2 separate regions of the Homo sapiens genome follow, and region 2 is linked to region 1. A link is a contact called in ENCODE Hi-C data. All regions are on one chromosome and are shown on one strand. The core of a region is the stretch at or near the end of the contact, and the rest is flanking DNA. Distances in the headings are between cores, read along the strand shown. Region 1 has its middle 3.4 kb from the start of LINC02732. Region 2 overlaps LOC105369484 (a long non-coding RNA gene).

Region 1 (6,342 bases), core at 1-2,500:
ATTCTATGACTTAGAATGCCTTAACTGTCTGGGAATGCAGCCCAGTAGGTCTCAGCCTCATTTTACCTAGCTCCTATTCTAGATGGAGTTGCTATGGTTCAAATGCCTCTGACAGTACCAGCTGCCAAGCAGGCTGAGGCAGGAGAATCCCTTGTGCCCAGAAGTTTGAGGCTTCAGTGAGCAATGATCATGCTACAACACTCCAGCCTGGGTGACAGAGCAAGGCCTTGTTTCAAAAGTAAATAGGTAAATAAGTAAGAAGTCTGCTAAGCAGGGACAAACATGCAAACCTATAATGCCAATAAAGTATTATAGGTACTCTGACAGAAGTAAGGGGGAAGTGGTCAGTTCTGTTGGGCCTACACTGGTGAGGCTTCAGAGGGGACTGTCAGGGTGAATCTCAATTGGCAGTCAGTAAGCAGCCATGGAGGGAGAGGGTGGAGGAAGAGCTCATGGCGCAAGTGCACAGAGGTGGGAAACACCTGGTGAATTGAGGGACTACGAAAGAGAAAGAGTTGGAGAGTTCATTCCAAGGCCTAGGAGGCAGAGATGAAGGAGGCTGAAGAGAGAACAGGATAAAAAAACAGCAGATGTTATAGACTTCCTCTGCAGAGTTATCAGTGAACAAGAAGACATATATTCTCTGAAATGTGAACAGGCCTTGTGCTTAAAATGGGGCGATAGTGACAAGTCAAAATTAGTCAGTCTGCTTCCTGGGTTTCATAAGCCAAAATGCATTTGTGCTGTCTTTGAAATGACAAAAATGATTCTTTGCTCTCAACTTGGTGTTAAGCTAGTAGAGTTCTTTACTTCTTGGAGTGACCCAAACTTTCATTTCCAAGGAATCTGAGTCCTCAGCAGTCCTGCCTATGTCTTGTTACTAGCATCCTGGCTGGGGAGACTGAGGAAATGTATCTGGGGTCACCTCTCTTCTCCTATTATGCTGAAATAACTCTTTTTCTTTTATACTCAGAATTAATCACCCAGTCTATACCCAGACGTTCTTTTCTGTTTGCCAAAAAGTGGCAAAGTAAGAGTTTCACTTTCCTATTCAGTGAGCTCTTTAATATGTCCCTTGACTGAAACATTTTTTTTTTGTCCCTTTGGATTCTAAATCCTAAGGTCATTTCTCCTTCCAGGAAGGTGGATCATGAGATGTACTGCTTAGAGTTCTGCCCCTGGGAAGATTTTCCTTCTCAATTGTCTTTCAAGGCCGCCCCTAAGCGGGTGAAAGTTGCAACAATAGTCCTAATTGTGCTAGTGTCCTTAGACCAGGGAAGAGTCATCTGGAAACTAGTCTTGAACATTTTCTTCTTTAATCAGCAAGCCACAGGGAGTTTCCACAAGGCCGTATGTGTGGGCTGGGGTAGAATGGGTCTCCTCCAGCTCCAGGAGACAGTGCGCTCTGTCACGCCACAATCACTCACAGTGGGGAATTCCTCCCTCAAAGGTAGGGAATCTGATGCCTGAACAGCCAAGTGTCAGGCCTCAAGTCCTCCTTCACTTAAAAATTATATTTAAAAATTCATCTGAAAGTTTGTATTACTTTTTTGTTTCTTTGTTTTGAGACAGGGTCTGGCTCTGTCATGCAGGCTGGAGTTCAGAGGCACAATCTTGGCTCACGCAACCTCCGCCTCCTGGGTTCAAGCAATTCTCCTGTCTCAGCCTCCCGAGTAGCTGGGATTATAGGCACCAACCACCTCGCCTGGCTAATTTTTTGTATTTTTAGTAGAGACAGGGTTTCACCATGTTTGTCAGGCTGGTCTCGAACTCCTGGCCTCAAGTGACCTGCCCTCCTCAGCCTTCCAAAGTGCTAGGATTACAGGCATGAGCTACCACACCTGGCCTAACTTTGTAGTACTTTATAATTTCTTACAAATTTAAATCTTTATTCCATCTGGAAGTTCAAGGTAGGGACCAACTTTATTCATTTTCCAAATGACTAGCCTGTTGTCTGAATAATGTGTTTCTTTTCCCCACTTTATTATATAATCCAATCTCATTTGTATTTGGATCTGCTTCTGTTCTCACTATTTGGTTTTATTGATCATCTGTCCATTCCTGCAGCAGTATATCAGCAATAAATACTGCAGTTTAAATAACTGGCAAAGCTCTCCCTAATATTCTTCTGTGTTAGAATTTTCTTGGCTATTCGGGCATATTTTTATTTTCCAGACAAATTTTAATATTTTTTGCCAAGTTCCAAAAGAATTCCATTAGAATTTTGGAATTGTTATTGAGCTGTAAAAAATTTATAGATCAGTTTCAGAGAAAACTGACATATTTACAATGTGTGTCTTCCAAGCCAAGAATATGACATATCTTTTTATTTGTATGTGTTCTTTCTGGATGGACATTAATTCTGAGTGATATGAACTAGTTTCTTCTCCAGAGACATTTTCGTTACCACTCCTCCTATGGGAAGGAGGTTCTACAAAATGTAATCATTTCATTTTGGGCCACCAACATGTCTTGACTGTCAGTATAAACATATGAGTGTATTGCTGAAAACTGTGGTGTGATGATTAACTCTCCAAGATCCCTATACAGGGATTGTCAGTTGAAAAAACTACGTGGAAACCTTAAAACATCCAGAAACCACCAATATGTGTAATTTGCCTTTAAAGGATGTCATTTACTAAAAAACTGTCATTATTCCTAAGCAGGAATGGGGGCTGTAATGTTATGTTGGCCACATATTTGTGGCACATCTGAGAACTGTTTGTATAAATGCACTGGCTAGAAGCCCCATTCGCTGGTCCAAAACCCATTCTAACACTGACAACACAATAAAGAAGAATGGCACATGCCAAGTTATTTGACAAAACTTACCAAGGAGGTCACTGTGCTGGCTTTCCTTTTCTGTTGTGTACCCAGTGCCTAATACAAATCCTTGCATAGAGTTTGTGCTTAACTATTGAAGGAATGAATGGAGTCAGCAACAAGGATTAATATGCATGCTTTTTTTTTTTTTGAGATGTGAGTCTTGCTGTGTTGCCCAGGCTAGTCTCAAACTCCTGGGCTCAAGCAATCCTCCTGCCTCAGCCTCCCAAGTAGCTGGGACTACAGGTGCGTGCCACTGCACCTGGCTATATGCATGCTTTCTAGGGTAAAAAATTGAAGAGTGTAATTTGCTGCCATCCTAACTTATTACCGTCACCCTCTGGCATCATGGCAGTACTAAAAACTTCTAGATTGGCAGCTGGGACTGTTAAGCTCTCCTACCCTTGATTCACCAAATAACCATCTCCACGGTCAGCCTTTGTAGCTTGGTCAGTTCCTCCTAGCCCACCTTCCATTCCAGTAGTGGATGATCCCAAAGAGTAGGACTCCATTTTTCTTCCCACCAGCCACCTATTGCCAAAGATCCTTTGTGCCTTTACCCAGCCAAGTCACAAAACATTGAATAACCACACTGACATTTTGTTGTTGGCACTGGAATCAGAGACTACCATGTTATAATCTGAGATTTGGAATGATCACTCTAATGACAGATTTTGTCTGATCTCCTTCTCAGGGTGGTTGGGCTGGTGGGCTACAGTGAGTCTATCACGGCCAGACTGGGGCAGTGAAAATACTTGTTACCCACAGTTGCAGATATGAAGAATTTATGAACGAGAATGTTAGATCAGAGAGAATGCACAGAGTAAAAAAGAAGCATGTCCACCCAGGTAATCACAGAAAGAAGAGTCTCTAACCAGTATCAGGAGCTGGAATAGAAAGCCAAGGGATTGAAGACCAGAGAATATTGAATAGAGCCAAAATAGCTGCAGCCAAAAGCTGAGCTTTTATATATTATCATAGATCCATGACATGGGCAGCCTGAATTTATTTAAATGTCCTAGGATGTCCAGACATAATGGAGAATGAGGTAGGTATAAGTGTTAGGAGGCTATTGCACCTAAGTGAGAATTATTAAAAGAGTAGGGGGCTGGGCACAGTGACTGTAATTTCAAAATTTTGGGAGGCCAAGCAGAAGGATTGCTTAAGCTCAGGAGTTCAAGACCAGCCTGGGCAACAAAGTGAGACCACGTCTCTACAAAAAAATACAAAAAGTATGGCCAGGTGTGGCGGCATGTCCCTGTAATCCTAGCACTTTGGGAGGCCAAGGCGGGCAGATTGCCTGAGGTCAGGAGTTTGAGACCAGCCTGGGCAACATGGTGAAATCCCGTCTCTACTAAAATACAAAAAAAATTAGCAGGTGTGGCGGTGTGCATCCGTAGTCCCAGCTACTCTGGAGGCTGAGCAGGAGAATAGCTTGAACTGGGGAGGTGGAGGTTGCAATGAGCCGAGATTGCACCATTGCACTCCAGCCTGGGTGAGAGAATGGTACTCTGTCTCCAAAACAAAACAAAACAAAAAACAAAAAAACCCCACAAAAATTAGCCAAGCATGGTGGCATGTGCCTGTAGTTCCAGCCACATGGGAGGCTGAGGTGGGAGGTTCACCTGAGCTCAGGAGTTTGAGGCTGCAGTGAGCCAAATTCACACCATCACACTCCCGCCTGGACAGCATCACACTCCAGGCTTGTCTCTAAAATAAAAACATAAATAAATAAATAAAGAGTAAAAAGCGTAGCAGTTGCCGTGGGACCAGAGAGACCAGAAACATTCCAAAGCAATTTCAGAAATATAATTAATAGGAATGATGCCTGCATAGCCAAAAGTCATGAATTCTAGTTAGTTGAGGCAAAGAAGGTACAGATAAAAAAATTCAAATGTTAAGATCCAGTCTTTAAATATTGTGAAAATTTGGGATAGTACAATAATTACTTTCATGGATTATTTTAAACATTGTTTAAAATGCATTGTAGTTATTGTCCATGACAACTTTGTAAGATATCCTTTAGAATTACCTCCATTTTAACCAGGTGCGGTGGCTCACACCTGTAATCCCAGCACTTTGGGAGGCCGAGGCATGAAGATTGCTTGAGCTCAGGAGTTCGAGATTGGCCTGGGAAACTTTGCAAGACCTGTCTCTACTGAAAACGAAAAAACAAAAAAAACAGCCAGGCATGCTAGCACATGCCTGTAGTCCCAGCTACTTGGGAGGCTGAGGTGGGAGGATCGCTTGAGCCTGGGAGATTGAGGCCACATTGAACTGTCATCACCACCACTGCACTCCAACCTGGGTGACAGAGTGGGATCCTGTCTCAAACAAGCAAACAAAAAATAAGAATTACCTCCATTTTAACAACCCTGAGAGTGATTTACCCAGGGTCACATAGCAGCTTGGAGGCATGGCTGTGTAAAAGAAGTTGGGGCTTTTAATCTCTGTATTAGTTAGGATTCTCGAGAGGAACAAAACTAATAAGATAGATAGATAAACAGATGATAGATGATTGATTGATAGATAGATAGATAGATAGATAGATAGATAGATAGATAGATGATAGGAGATGTATTATGGGAATAGGCTTACAGAATTATGGAGGCTGAGAAGCCTCACAATATGTCATCTGCAAGCTGGAGAACCAGGGAAGCTAGTGATTTAATTCAGTGAGTCTGAAGGCCTGAGAACCAGGAGCTCCTATGTCTTACAGCATCAGGAGATGGTTGGCTCAACTCAAGCAGACAGTGAATTCACCTTTCCTCTGCCTTTTTGTTCTATCTGTGCCCTCAACAGACTGGATGAAAATAGATCTTCTTTACTCAGTCTACTAATTCAAATGCTGATTTCCTCCAGAAATGCCCTCACAGACACACCCAGAAATAATGTTTTACCAGCTATCTGGGCATCCTTTAGCTCAGTCAAGTTGACACATAAAATTAATCATTACGGGCTGGGCACAGTGGCTCACCCCTGTAATCCTAGCACTTTGGGAGGCTGAGGTGGGGGAATTGCTTGGGCCCAGGAGTTTGAGACCAGCCTGGGCAACATGGCAAAACCCCATCTCTGCAAAAAATACAAAAATTAGCCAGGTGCAGTGGCTCATGCCTGTAGTCCCAGCTACTCTGGAGGCTGAAGTGATAGGATCCATTGAGCCAGGGACATCGAGGCTGCAGTGAGCCGTGATTACACCACTGCACTCCAAATTGGGTGACAGAATCAGACTGGGTGACCGAATCAGTCTTTCATGGTCCAAACCCAACTCATTCTCTCTCTCTCTTTCTCTGTTGCTCTCTCTTTCCCTGACACAGATATTCACTTAGCATTTAAACGTGACTTCTGAGACTAAAGTGAAAGAGATTTGTCAGTTATCAATATGTTCTGATATTTTTCTGATATAGATAGTTTGATAAATAGATAAATGTATAAATATTGTTCAAGTGCTTTTGGAGCTAGTGAGTTGGCTGCATTGTTATGTCTGTTTCGGGAACTCTAGAATGATATGTAAAACCC
Region 2 (6,342 bases), core at 3,843-6,342, 380 kb before region 1:
TGGATAACACTCAGCCTCTTTCCCCAGCCACCCCTCTCATCACCGAATGGGCCCATGAACAAAGTGGCCATGGTGGCAGGGACAGAGGTTATGCATGGGCTCAGCAACATGAACTTTCACTCGCCAAGGCTGACCTGGCTACAGCCACTGCTGAGTGCCCAATTTGCCAGCAGCAGAGACCAACACTGAGCTCTTGATATGGCACCATTCCTCAATCAGCCAGCTACTTGGTGACAGGCTGATTATATTGGAGCTCTTGCATCATGGAAAGAGCAATGGTTTGTTCTCACCAGAACAGATACTTACTCCAGATATGGGTGTGCCTATCCTGCACACAATGCTTCTGTCAAGACTACCATCTGTGGACTCATGGAATGCCTTATCCACTGTCATGGTATTCCACACAGCATTGCCTCTGACCAAGGCACTCACTTTACAACCAAAGAAGTGCAGCAATGGGCTCATGCTCATGGAATTCACTGGTCTTACCATGTTCCCCATCATCCTGAAGCAGCCGGATTGATAGGACGGTGGAATGGCCTTTTGAAGTCAAAATGACACCACCAACTAGGTGATAGCACTTTGCAGGGCTGGGGCAAAGTTCTCCAGAAGGTTGTGTATGCTTTGAATCAGCATCCAATATATGGTACTGTTTCCCTCAGAGCCAGTATTCATGGGTCCAGGAATCAAGGGATGGAAATGGAAGTGGCACCGCTCACCATCATCCCTAGTGACCCCCCAGCAAAATTTTTGCTTCCTGTTCCTGTGACATTACGTTCTGCTGGTCTAGAGGTCTTAGTTCCAGAGGGAGGAATGCTGCCACCAGGAGACTCAACAATGATCCCATTAAACTGGAAGTTACGATTGCCACCTGGACACTTTGGGCTCCTCCTACCTCTAAGTCAACAGGCTAAGTAAGGAGTTACATTGTTGGCTGGGGTGATTGATCTGGTCTGTCAAGATGAAATCAGTCTACACAGGAGATCTCTTAGGGCGTCTCTTATATCATACCCTGTGATTAAGGTCAATGGGAAACTAAAACAACCCAATCCAGGCAGGACTACAGATGACCCAGACCCTTCAGGAATGAAGGTCTGGGTCACTCCACCAGGTAAAAATTCACCACCCACTGAGGTGCTTGCTGAAGGCAAAGGGAATACAGAATGGTTAGTAGAAGGTAGTCACCAATACCAGCTACAACCACATGACCAGCTGCAGAAACGAGAACTGTAATTGTCATGAGTATTTCCCCTTATTTTGTTAAGAACATGTTTGTGCATGTGTACACTTATACTAAGGAAATATCTTCATTTTATTTCTTTTCTTTTTCCTTTATCATATGACATAAGATTTATTGACTTTATATCAGCATTTAAGTGTTGTTAACTTTATGTAATAGCACTTAGGTTAAGGATTAGTGCACTTCCATTTGTACAAAGAATAGTTGTATTATGTTAGGCATAATTATGACCTTTTATTGATTGTCTTTATTTGAAGATTATGTATGATTTCAGGAGATGCGTACGGGTTCAAGTTGACAAAGGGTGGACTTGTGATTGTTAATACTGAATGTCAACTTGATTGGATTGAAGGATGCAAAGTATCGTTCCCGAGTGTGTCTGTCAGGGTGTTGCCAAAGGAGATTAACATTTGAGTTAGTGGACTGGGAGAGGCAGACCCACTCTCAATCCAGGTGGGCACCATCTAATCAGCTGCCAACATGGCTAGAATAAAGCAGGCAGAAGAAGTTGGAAGGACTTGACTCATTGAGTCTTCCGGCCTTCATCTTTCTTCCTTGCTTCTTTCATCCTCAACTATCTTTGCTTCCTTTCTTCCTGCCCTCAACTATCAGACTCCAAGTTATTCAGCTTTTGGACTCTTAGATTTACACCAGTGATTTGCCAGGGGTCCTGGAGCCTTCAGCAACAGACTGAAGGCTGCACTCTTGGCTTCCCTACTTCTGAGGTTTTAGGACTCAGACTGGCTTCCTTGCTCCTCAGCTTGCAGATGGCCTATTGTGGGACTTCATCTTGTGTTTGTGTGAGTCAATACTTCTTTATAAAAGTCCTTTCATATACACATCTATCCTATTAGTTCTGTCCCTCTAGAGAACCCTGACTAATACAGGTTCCAAGGAAAGCATGGCTACCTTGCAACAGAATTGAGAGTACATAAACATGGCCCAGAAATCCTGCATTTATAGGGAATAAAAAAATAAACCTATATTGAGAAAATTTCTGTTAACATGAACTAAAAGCGATTGTGACTTTTTGAGATATAAAACTGCCTCTAGTCTCCTCCTACCCCAACCTTCCACAGGGAGGGTGCAGGCTGAGAGGGTGACTCAGACACCAAATACGGCATATTCTCCAATGCCCACTTTAGAAGTGACCAAGGGGGATTTTGGCAAGGGACTTCCCAAAGAGTGGAGCCAAAAACCATAGAGAAATAATGAACTGAGGTTTGGGGAGCTATGCCCAGGGAGCAGTAATGGGGTCTAAGCCAGTAAGAATATTCCCTTCTCCCAAGGTAGGGGAACCTGGCAACATTGATCAACGAGGATTTCACAATGGCTATAAACCATGACCGCTATGTGCATCTCACTCTTCTCCTACTAGAAGACACCAGCAGGGGATGAGATTTGGAAGGATCTTGAGATGGACGCAAGCACCTGTGGGAGGGATGTGAAGAAAGGCAATGGAAAGCAGACTGGGGTTAATTGAATTATTTGTGCCTGTTCTTTTTTTCCCTCAAAAGAGAATTAGACATAACTCATTCTTGCCATCTTCTCAAGGCAAGCAGAGGATACTTCCCCATCCCTCACTTTAGGCTGGGCCATGTGACTTGCTTTGGCCAATCAGAAGTTGGTAGACATGAAGCAAGCGGATGTGCTGTGTGGTTGCACTCATCCTCTTGCCCCCTAGGAGACTCCCATGAGAAGAGCTTCCCCCTGGTAGCAGATACCCCTTCAACCTGGGCTCCAAAATGAATACAGAGCAACATACCTGAGCCCAGACCTGCAACCTGCAGCCAAGGCCGGTTTACCTGAAGCCAAAAGCAGAGTCTCATTCCAGCTAACCCGCAAACATAAGCAAAATAAGTAAATGTTTGTTGTTTTCGGCCAGACAGATTTAATGTTTGTTATGCGGCTTTATTGTGGCAATAGCAGACTAAGATATGTATTTTCCCATGTCATTTCATATTCTTTAAAAAGCACTCTTACAAATACATTGATTCCATTGAAAAATTTCATTTAGTTAACTATTTCCTGATTCTGAAATATTAGGGTTTTTACTAAATCTGTTTTTTTGCCTCTATTTTTTGCTTCTTATAACAATGCTATTAATAACATATTAATCCATAATTTTTCCATACTTTGATTTATTTTCATAGGGTTAAAACTGGATAATAACATCTACTTCCCAGAGCTGTTGTGATGGTTAAAAGACTTAAAATAATTAAACGCTAAACATATCATCTTTCATGTAATAAGCATTCAGTAATGATTGCTATTGTTTTTTGTTATAGAGTTCCAAAAGTAAGAAAAACAATTCCAAGCTCTTGATATGAAATATAAAACTATTTTCCAATAGTTATACCAATTTATACTGCTAACAGCATCATGTGAGTTTTAGCATACCTTCAAACAACTCCATTTTTTTAACCTTGGCTATTTTGACAGTTGAGAAATAATATCTTGCTGATATTTTAATTTTTATAGCTTTTATTACAAGTGAGGTGGAAATTATTTTATAAACTGTCTAACCATTTATACTTTCTCTTCTGCAAATTACCAGTTAACACGTCCATTTAATATGCCCATTTCCATCCAGTCATGATGTTGGTCTTCCTCTGACCTGATAGACTTACCTGGTGCCAAAGAACTGATTGATTTCTGTGCTTTTCAATATGATAGCCACCTGTGGCCACTGGGCACTGTGCCACAAGTTATAATATTTTGGATATAGTGAGTTTAATGAAATATATTATTAGAATTTATTGTATATGTTTCTTTTTACTTTTTAAAATATAGCTACTAGAAAATTTTAAACTACATATTTCTATTGGACAGAGCTACTTAGACCTTTGAATATCACTTGCTCTGAAATTCTTCTTGGTCAAAACTCTCATTGCCCACACCCTTATGTTGGGTTCTCCTGCTATTACATGGTCTATCAGCCATAGTCTGTTGTTAACCTTCTAGATAATGCTGTGTTGAGTCCAATCCCTCTCCTCGAAATCCCTGCTGCATTTCATTCTCCGAGTCTCACCTCCTCCTAATTCAGTTCCATCCTCCTGTGATTAATCCTCCCAAGTCTCAACACATCTCAATTAGGTTCTATTACAGATTCCTGGATGAAATGGCAAACTTGATTAGGATTTTTAAATCCTATAATGTGTGTTAAATAGATTATACTCACTGCTATCTATGTTTATATTCCATTTATTCTATTTCTAGCAATAAAACATGGCTTTTCAAATGCTGAGTATTTTTTATTTGAAAGTGCCATTGAAAGGTTACAAACATACAAAGCTAATAAACAATTGCATATGTTTTTCAAATTCCCCTACCTCTGCCCACACCTTCAAACGTAACCACTGTGAATCCTCTCAAAACCACAGTTGGTGAAGACAGCCAAAGGTTATATCTGTAGCCACGAACCCTCAAAAGTTTCCTAACACCAACTCCAGCTGACTAAAATGTCACAGACATTTACTTATAATCCCTGGGGTTTTTGAATCTATAAGGCAGCATGGGTATGGGTTAACTTACCTGGCCACAGTAGAATTTTTTAAAGCCCTTTATGAAGGATTCAAGAAAAAGAAGTCTGTAACGCTGATGCAAAGTAGAATTCTTAATGTATTGAAAGGGATTATCATATGTCACGTGGAAATTCAACCTCGTTTTTTAGATCCACAGCTCTTTCCTTGTTGCCTAAATTCGTAATCGTGAGGCTCATTTGCCTTAGAGAAGTATCTGCAGCACATTTTTAATGCCAGACCTGCTCCTTCCGCCGTTCTTGCCCCTTTCCAGCAAGCTATTTCCCACCTCCCCCAACATCCCCATGGCTGCCCAGGAATTAAAACCAATTTGAATATGTAATCATGTGGAATAATAAGCACAAGTGTACTCTCTGGGGTGCTCTCTGGCTGCTACTCATCTCCTTGCAACTAGTTTCCTAAGTGCCTTTGAGAGATGCTGAGAACGCCATGTTGACGGTTAACCTTTTAACAGTTTTGCCATTCTCTGTTCACTCTGGCTACAAGCCCAGCTCTAAAGGAGGCACAGGAAGTGGGGTGAAGGAAGGGTTTCCTTCCTTCTAAGACTCACTGGAGAAACATTCTCCATAGCCTGAGGAAGAGAGTTGAGCAGGCTTTGAATAGTGTATTTTTAAAACATTCATTATTCTGACAATGGAGTTTCATGAAACTAGCTTTTATTCCTTTTATGCAAGTCAAACAGAGATTGCCCAAAACATATTACCATGCCAGGAAGTAAATAACTATTGCCTTGTTTTATGAATATGAGAAATTTCTGTGAAGATGCCTAAATATTTTGATTAATTTAAAAGCAGATGAGCTGATGTGTAGGTATTTACAACATCAAAGTACTTTTCTGATTGACTCAGTTTCAAAAATGCAATATAAAAGGTAGAGCATTCATCTTAAATAGCAATTTAGAAGTGGATGCTTTGGGTATTCTGAGGCATTCAAAATCTGATTATTTTGATACTGATACTGCTATTTTGATGCAAACACTGCAGTGATCAATTTGGTGGATGTGAGGGGAGGGCCTCACTCGGTATCTAGTATTCCTTATTAAAATGTAAAAGCACCCACTGTACCTCTTGAATATATAAGAATAATGAGCCATACCAGTAAATATCTGAATTGCAATCAGTGTTGTTTTGCCTGTATCGTCTCATTTCATCTTCAAAGCATGTGTCTGGGAGATAGATATTATTAGGAGTAATCACTGATGTTGCTGAGATTGAGACTTCCTTCGCAGTTGGTTATAAAGATCTAAGAATAAATCATCTTTCTTGAACTCGAGCATATCCATTAAGGTCAGAATTTCTGCAGATTGAGCTGGAGCTATTTTTAGGTACGGTTCTAAAGCAGCTGCAATTCAAGTGTCACAGTGCATGCCTTTTTGGCTCAGCAGTTGATAGTTCTGCTTCGTGCTACTCTCCTTCCCCAGACTCCTGGGACCATCGCATAGAGGGTGCTTGAGACATGCTGCACTGGACGATGCACACACCCCATCTCTCCAACATGACTGTAAGCCCCTTTAGTTTTACAATATGCAAAACCTTAGCACAGAGCTCTACGCAATTAATA

What was found. Hi-C counts contacts between places; a loop is a spot of excess contacts on that map. Pooled maps may share reads with other maps.
Region 2: a pooled map shows a loop between it and region 1 (4-fold over the local background). The contact joins two enhancer-like sites. A Hi-C loop is called at or near these places in 6 of 37 single-sample maps with no recorded cell type and 8 of 50 pooled maps.

What each region holds. Positions count from the first base shown.
Region 1 is chr11:110,348,546-110,354,887 of GRCh38, forward strand. No RefSeq gene overlaps it. Among named protein-coding and RNA genes, the nearest start is that of LINC02732, 3.4 kb to the right of the region's middle. RefSeq lists enhancers at 372-421, 1,022-1,551. Within about 2 kb of position 1,251, at least 3 of the 41 ENCODE cell types and tissues checked have a DNase peak (open chromatin) inside an H3K27ac peak, as active enhancers do.
Region 2 is chr11:109,966,124-109,972,465 of GRCh38, forward strand. LOC105369484 (a long non-coding RNA gene) reads left to right here. Exons shown (of 3, transcript XR_948004.2): 2 at 6,203-6,282. Among named protein-coding and RNA genes, the nearest start is that of ZC3H12C, 120 kb to the right of the region's middle. Within about 2 kb of position 5,093, at least 4 of the 41 ENCODE cell types and tissues checked have a DNase peak (open chromatin) inside an H3K27ac peak, as active enhancers do.